2 separate regions of the Homo sapiens genome follow, and region 1 is linked to region 2. A link is a loop called in an ENCODE intact Hi-C map of the cell type or tissue named here. Cell type or tissue: B cell. All regions are shown on one strand. Links, peaks and the distances in the headings refer to the core of each region. The heading gives the core; the rest is flanking DNA.

What was found. Hi-C counts contacts between places; a loop is a spot of excess contacts. Peaks named below come from ENCODE experiments on the same cell type or tissue, not always from the same donor. Only the 100,000 strongest peaks of a DNase experiment are listed, where the experiment ranks them.
Region 1: it touches region 2 in a loop (2.2-fold over the local background); 1 of 110 quality-filtered maps calls a loop at or near these places.

Annotation. Positions count from the first base shown.
Region 1 is chr6:14,311,433-14,314,351 of GRCh38, forward strand. No RefSeq gene overlaps it. Among named protein-coding and RNA genes, the nearest start is that of LINC01108, 27 kb to the left of the region's middle. In B cell, for the core only: no CTCF peak of the experiment used is centred there; DNase peaks (open chromatin) are centred at 1,249 and 1,949; H3K27ac peaks cover 2,282 bases.
Region 2 is chr6:14,253,169-14,256,087 of GRCh38, forward strand. No RefSeq gene overlaps it. Among named protein-coding and RNA genes, the nearest start is that of LINC01108, 31 kb to the right of the region's middle. In B cell, for the core only: no CTCF peak of the experiment used is centred there; a DNase peak (open chromatin) is centred at 1,623; H3K4me3 peaks cover 733 bases; H3K27ac peaks cover 1,883 bases.

The sequences.
Region 1 (2,919 bases), core at 238-2,737, 58 kb after region 2:
ATTTGATTTTCCTCACACTTACTTACTCAGCTGTGCACAGTAAACTAGATTTCACAAGTATCAGAGATTCTTACAGATCTAGCTTCTTAGATTTTACTTTAGACTCTTGCCAGCTTTTCTGAATTTGAAATTGGTCATTTCATAGACTCCCTATACCTCCCCTTTTCGCCTCACCCTGAATTCCCTGCTACTTTCCTGAAGCTTCTGTTGGCCTACTGGGAGATTTGGTTTCTCTGGCGCTGAATCAATTGAAGAATCAGAAATATTTGAGACTGGATGTGATCAGAAACTCTGGCTTTTGAGTTTTAAGTTTTATTAAAACTCATGTATTTATAGGGCACTTTAGTTTTAGAATATTTGGTATCTTCAGCCTCTGTATTTAATTCACACAGCTCTTTTACTGACTGGAGATCATTTCTTTTTGCTCACATTTCTTTATCTTAGAAACAGACGTAATCATACCCAAAGTCTGCTGGTTGCCTGTATCAATTAGGATTATTTTGGTTGTGAGTGACAGTAAACAGCACAACTGGGTTAAGTAAAATGGGATTTTTGACACACATATAATTGAAAAGTCCAGGAAAGGGGCTGGTTTCAGATGCACTGTGATTTAGAAGCTTAGATATCATGATGGCTTGTTTCTCTACTACCCTGGGTTTAGCTCTACTCTCCTCATCAGGGTTGGGACTGCAGCCCCATAGTGCCTTTCTCTGAGCCTCATACCCAATGGAGAAACAGAAATTTGTGATTCCTAGACTTGAATCTCATTAACCTTGATGGGCCAGACTTTGGGTCACATGCACACTCATGAACAAATCACTGTGGACAGGCGGCAGGTAGAGTGTGGTGATTGGATTATCTTAGATTACATGCTTCACTCTCAAGCCTGGGGGATGGAGTTGGCTGAATGAAAACAATATAGACTAAGAGTTGGTGGATATACGCCCAATAATATTAGGGCACTGCTGCCTCTAGATGGGAGAGTGGAGAGTGAGTGGTATAAACAACAAATATCCGCTAAACTACCGCAGAAAAAGGAGCAATAATTGAAAAAAGTAAAGCACTTTGAATCTCTTGAATTAAAAAGCAATATGAATTTACAAGATGCAAACACCCCTTTTTTTTTCATGCTGACATAGGGAGATGGAAGTGGCACGCTATACAAACTAAGTGTTACTTGGCATTTGTCTGAGTGATAGTGTTGTGATTCGATTGACGTGACCGAAACTAAATGTGGAATTGAGAATCTGTTCATGCTATTCTGAGGTCCTCTTTTGCAACTTTATATTTATCAGCATGGGCTATTGTAAGAAACAAGATGGTTGTCATAAATTGATCAACACTCTCTGGTCTTCTGTTGTTCTTGCTTATTATGGACTTTGGGAAGAAGTCAATTAGAGAAGTTCTTTAGCCAGTATCATAATGAGTAATGGGAACATTTACATGATTGCTAATGGCTGAGTTTACACGATGCCTCAAAGCATCAGTGGGGATGTTTGGCAGCAGCACATTATGACGGTGATTATCACTATAAATTAAGTTTATGTTGATATAATTAGCAGTTAAAAGCTAAAGTAATATTTATACTGATACAAGTTCTATCAAAGCCATACCAGTGCAAACAGGCTGTGAATGTTGATATAGTGGGGATAATTTCATCTTGCAAGAGGGGATGTTTCTAGAATTGAGATAGCCTATTGGCATACAGTTGCCCCTCCCACTCCTAGCCAAAAATAGAAAGTATAAACTTGACCAAATTGCTTCACAAATTCAGAATCTATAACTTAGTGCAGCAATCCCCACTGAGGATAAGTAAGATGCATCTTGGTAGTTTAGGCCTTGAATCACTGAACCTGGAAAGAGAGAGAGAGAGAGGGAGGAGGAAGTGAGAAGGCATGGGATGCCTAGGTAACTGGTTGTGAGCACAAGTCCACAATGACAAAGATAGGGTCTTGCCAGACAGGATCATTTGTCACAAGGGAAACCACCTAGGAGGATCGGGAGGTCTCATTAAAAGCACCTGATCATGAGCTCATTGCATGAGCTTTCTTGAGAAACTACAGCTGGGGCCAAGAATTGTGAATCCATAGTCTTCCTTCTCTGCCCTAAGAGGTTGAAGGTTGTAGCAACACTTTACACTTTTGAGGTCACCAGCATCAGATGACAGTTCTTTCCTCAGAGAGTGGGCCAGATCCTCCCGACTCCAGATCCTCAGCACAGTATCTAAGGCTGCCAAGTCACTCTGATTTCTTCTTCACGTCACATGCTTTGCAGGTACAGCCCCTAATCCATAAGACTATCCCCATAGTTGGTGGGATTCTCTCTTCTTTAGGGAAAAGGAAATAGAGTAGAGGAAGGATAAGTGACTTTTAAGAAGCCCCACAGTGAGTAAGTGGTAGAGAAGGTGGTCAGGCGGCCTGAGGCTGGCTGGTTTTGGAGCCATTTTGCCCCAGAAGCATTCATTCAGTCAGCAAATATGTATTTATTCAACACATATTTTTTCAGGGCCTGCCATCTGCCGGGCACTTTTCTAGGAGATATATATATATATATATATATATATATATATATATATATATATATATAAATCAGCGAACTGAATAGGCAAAGACCTCTGTCCTCTGGAAGTCTGTATTTTAGGCCTCTCTCTGGAAGTGTATGATCTAGGGAGGAATCCTAGAATGCTCATTACATGCTTGCTCAAAGCCCTCACCTGCAGGGCTGCTTGTGTTAACATGCTCTCTAGAGGGCTCATGGTGGTCTGATGTCTCTCTACCTGCAAAATATCCAGCAACTTAGCACTTTGAATACAAAAAAGAAAGAAGTTGGTAGTTTTTGCAAATTGAGGGAAGTAGGAAATGATGACAGCAACTGGCCCTCAGTATCCTCTTTGGACAGGGAAAGCTGTTTGTTGTGCCT
Region 2 (2,919 bases), core at 281-2,780:
ATATAGAGGGTGTGGAGAGAAGGAGAGCAGGGTCATCTGAACCTGGGTGTCTTCACGGCTCTGTCCTGGCCTCTGCAGAGAGGTCCTTCTTCCTCACCCAGCTCTCTGCCAGGATGCCTTTGTTGCTAACTACTTCTTAGGTTCTGTCTGCCTCTCTCCTCTCTCTTTCTCTCTGCCATGCCTGCACCCTCTTGGGAGCACAGAAAACACATCACTGGCCCAGCACACCCTAGGGGAGAGAGCTTCTGAGAGGCTGCCTCCAGCCTGCCCCCCCAGACACACCTCACGACATTTCCTCTGTACCTGACCTTGCCAGGCATGGTGAAAACAGGTAGGGGGTGGTGAAAACAGGTAGGGGGTGGGTGGGCCTTACTACCCCTCAAGGCTTTCCCTAGGCCCAGGAGGGTGATCCTCTCTGCACTCACGGTATTATTCCTTCTTCTCTTTCCTACAAAACTCAAGAGCCAGGAGCATCTCAGTCTTCCCTCCCTCCCTTCCCATGCTCCTCTCCCTCACTTTCAGACCCAGGGAATCTATCCAGTCCCAGGGTGGGGAAACCTTACATTTATATCATCATATACATTTTATGCTTTGAGTCCCCAAGATCATATTGACTTTCTTCCCCCTCTTTGATCTGGTGCAGTATTGCCCCGAGGCCTGGATGAACAGGACTCCTGCACCAGGCCTTAACCCTTGGGAGACCCTGCACTTTGAAGTATTTTCTGTGAACATTTCTAAGTCCTCTTCAGGTGCTTGAAGCATCCATAGGCCCATTTTTCCTTTCTGGGGAAATATCTGATTCTTTTTTTTTTCTTGGAGAGAGTCTCGCTCTGTTGCCCAGGCTGGAGTACAGTGGCACAATCTCGGCTCACTGCGACCTCCGCCTTTTGGGTTCAAGCAATTCTCCTGCCCCAGTCTCCCGAGTAGCTGGGACTACAGGCACACACCGCCACGCCCAGCTAATTTTTTGTATTTTAGTAGAGACAGGGTTTCACCATGTTGCCCAGGCTGGTCTTAAACTCCTGAGCTCAGGCAATCTGCCCGCCTCGGCTTCCCAAAGTGCTGGGATTATAGGTGTGAGCTGCCGCGCCCGGCCCTGTCTGACTCTTTACTGCCGGGGTCTATCAGATACTTGAAGGGCCCAGACCTCGCACCTATAGGGTCGTCCAAGGCCCCAGTGCTGGGCTTTGGTTCTAGAAGGGTGGACTGCAAGCAGATTCCTCCCACTGGATGAAGCAGAATTTATTTCTCAGAATTCTATGGGATGGGACCGCCATACTGGTGCTGCAGACATGCTGATTTGAGGTGACCCAAACTGTCTATATGGACATTTCCCTGTCCCCTGCAAAAATATGTGCCTGGCAGACAAATTAAGTTTAACAAACTTCAATTGAGCAACGAATGATTTGTGAATTGGGCAGCCCCCAAACCACAATAGGTTCAGAGAGGCTCTAGGCCTGGTTGAAAAAGACTTGTAGAAAGCGAAAGCAAAGTGATGTACAGAAAATGGAAGTGAGATACATAAACAGCTGGATTGGTTACACCTCGGTGTGCGCCTTATTTGAAAAGGGTTTGAGCATTTGGCCACCTGTGATTGGCCGAGAAACTCAGCGATTGGCATGAGAGTAGGTTACAGTCTGTTTACACATTCGGGTAGGTTACAGTTCACTGTGCATGAAGAAACCTTTAGGCTGAACTTAAAATATGTAAGGAGGCATCTTTAAGCTAAACTTAAATTTAACACCCCACGTACCCTCTCGGGTGACTTTGTTCTTGCATCTTCCTCCTTCACTCAGGCGATAAGCATGACATATCGAGCTACTTCTAGAATAAAGGGGAGGGACACGGGTAACAGAAAACACAAGGAAAAAGTACATTAGCAAATTTACCCAAAGATCATACTGCCATTCTCTTGAATTGGCCCAGTATATAGTCAATACTGAGCATCAGAAGACTTGAATTTGGCCGGGTGCAGTGGCTCATGCCTGCAATCCCAGCACTTTGGGAGGCCGAGGCTGTGGGTTACCTGAGGTCAGGAGTTCAAGACTAGTCTGGCCAACATGATGAAACCCCGTCTCTACTAAAAATACAAAAATTAGCTGGGCATAGTGGTGGCCGCCTGTAATCCCACCTGCTCAGGAAGCTGAGGCAGGAGAATCACTTCAACCCGGGAGGCGGAGGTTGCAGTGAGCTGATATTGCGCCGCTACACTCCAGCCTGGGCGACAGAGAAAGACTCCATCTCAAAAAAAAAAAAAAAAAAATTGATTGAGCTCAGGTTAGTTTTAGTCCTGACTCTGCTATTAACCAGCTGTGTGATCCTGGGCAAGATATTTGACCTCTCTGGGCCCGTTTCTTCATCTTTAAAATGAGATGGATGGATGGCTATCTATAATAGATGGATGGGCAGATGAGGGAGGGAAGTTTCCCAGATAGACTGGGGAGGAGGTGGGAGCTGGTGGTTGTCTAGACTCTCTGTCCCTACCTAGTGCTGCAAAAATTCCCATTTGGGCGCTATCATCCCCATCACGCCTCTTTCCCCACTGCTTTGTTTCCAAGAGCAGCTTGGTGAGGTAAATGAAAAGATTGCTCTAAGAGTCAGAAAACCTGAATTTTTCTTCTACAGTGTTTGTTGTGAGCTTTTGGCAATGTAGAAGCTCTCCAGGTGTTACCTTTCTCATCAATAAGATGCAGTTAATGATACGTGTTTCGTGTATCATGGTGTTTTGGGCATCATGTGTGACAGTGTGCATGGAAGCTGCTCTGCAGCCCTGAAGCCCACAGGTAAGGTCGTGTCTTACAAGGCATGACTGGGACTGCTTCTCTTCCATATTCCCCGCTACAGCTGCCCATGGGATTCCTATACAGTGTACACCAAACATTGTTCCAGGTGACTTCACAGCTCCCGAATGAAACTGAG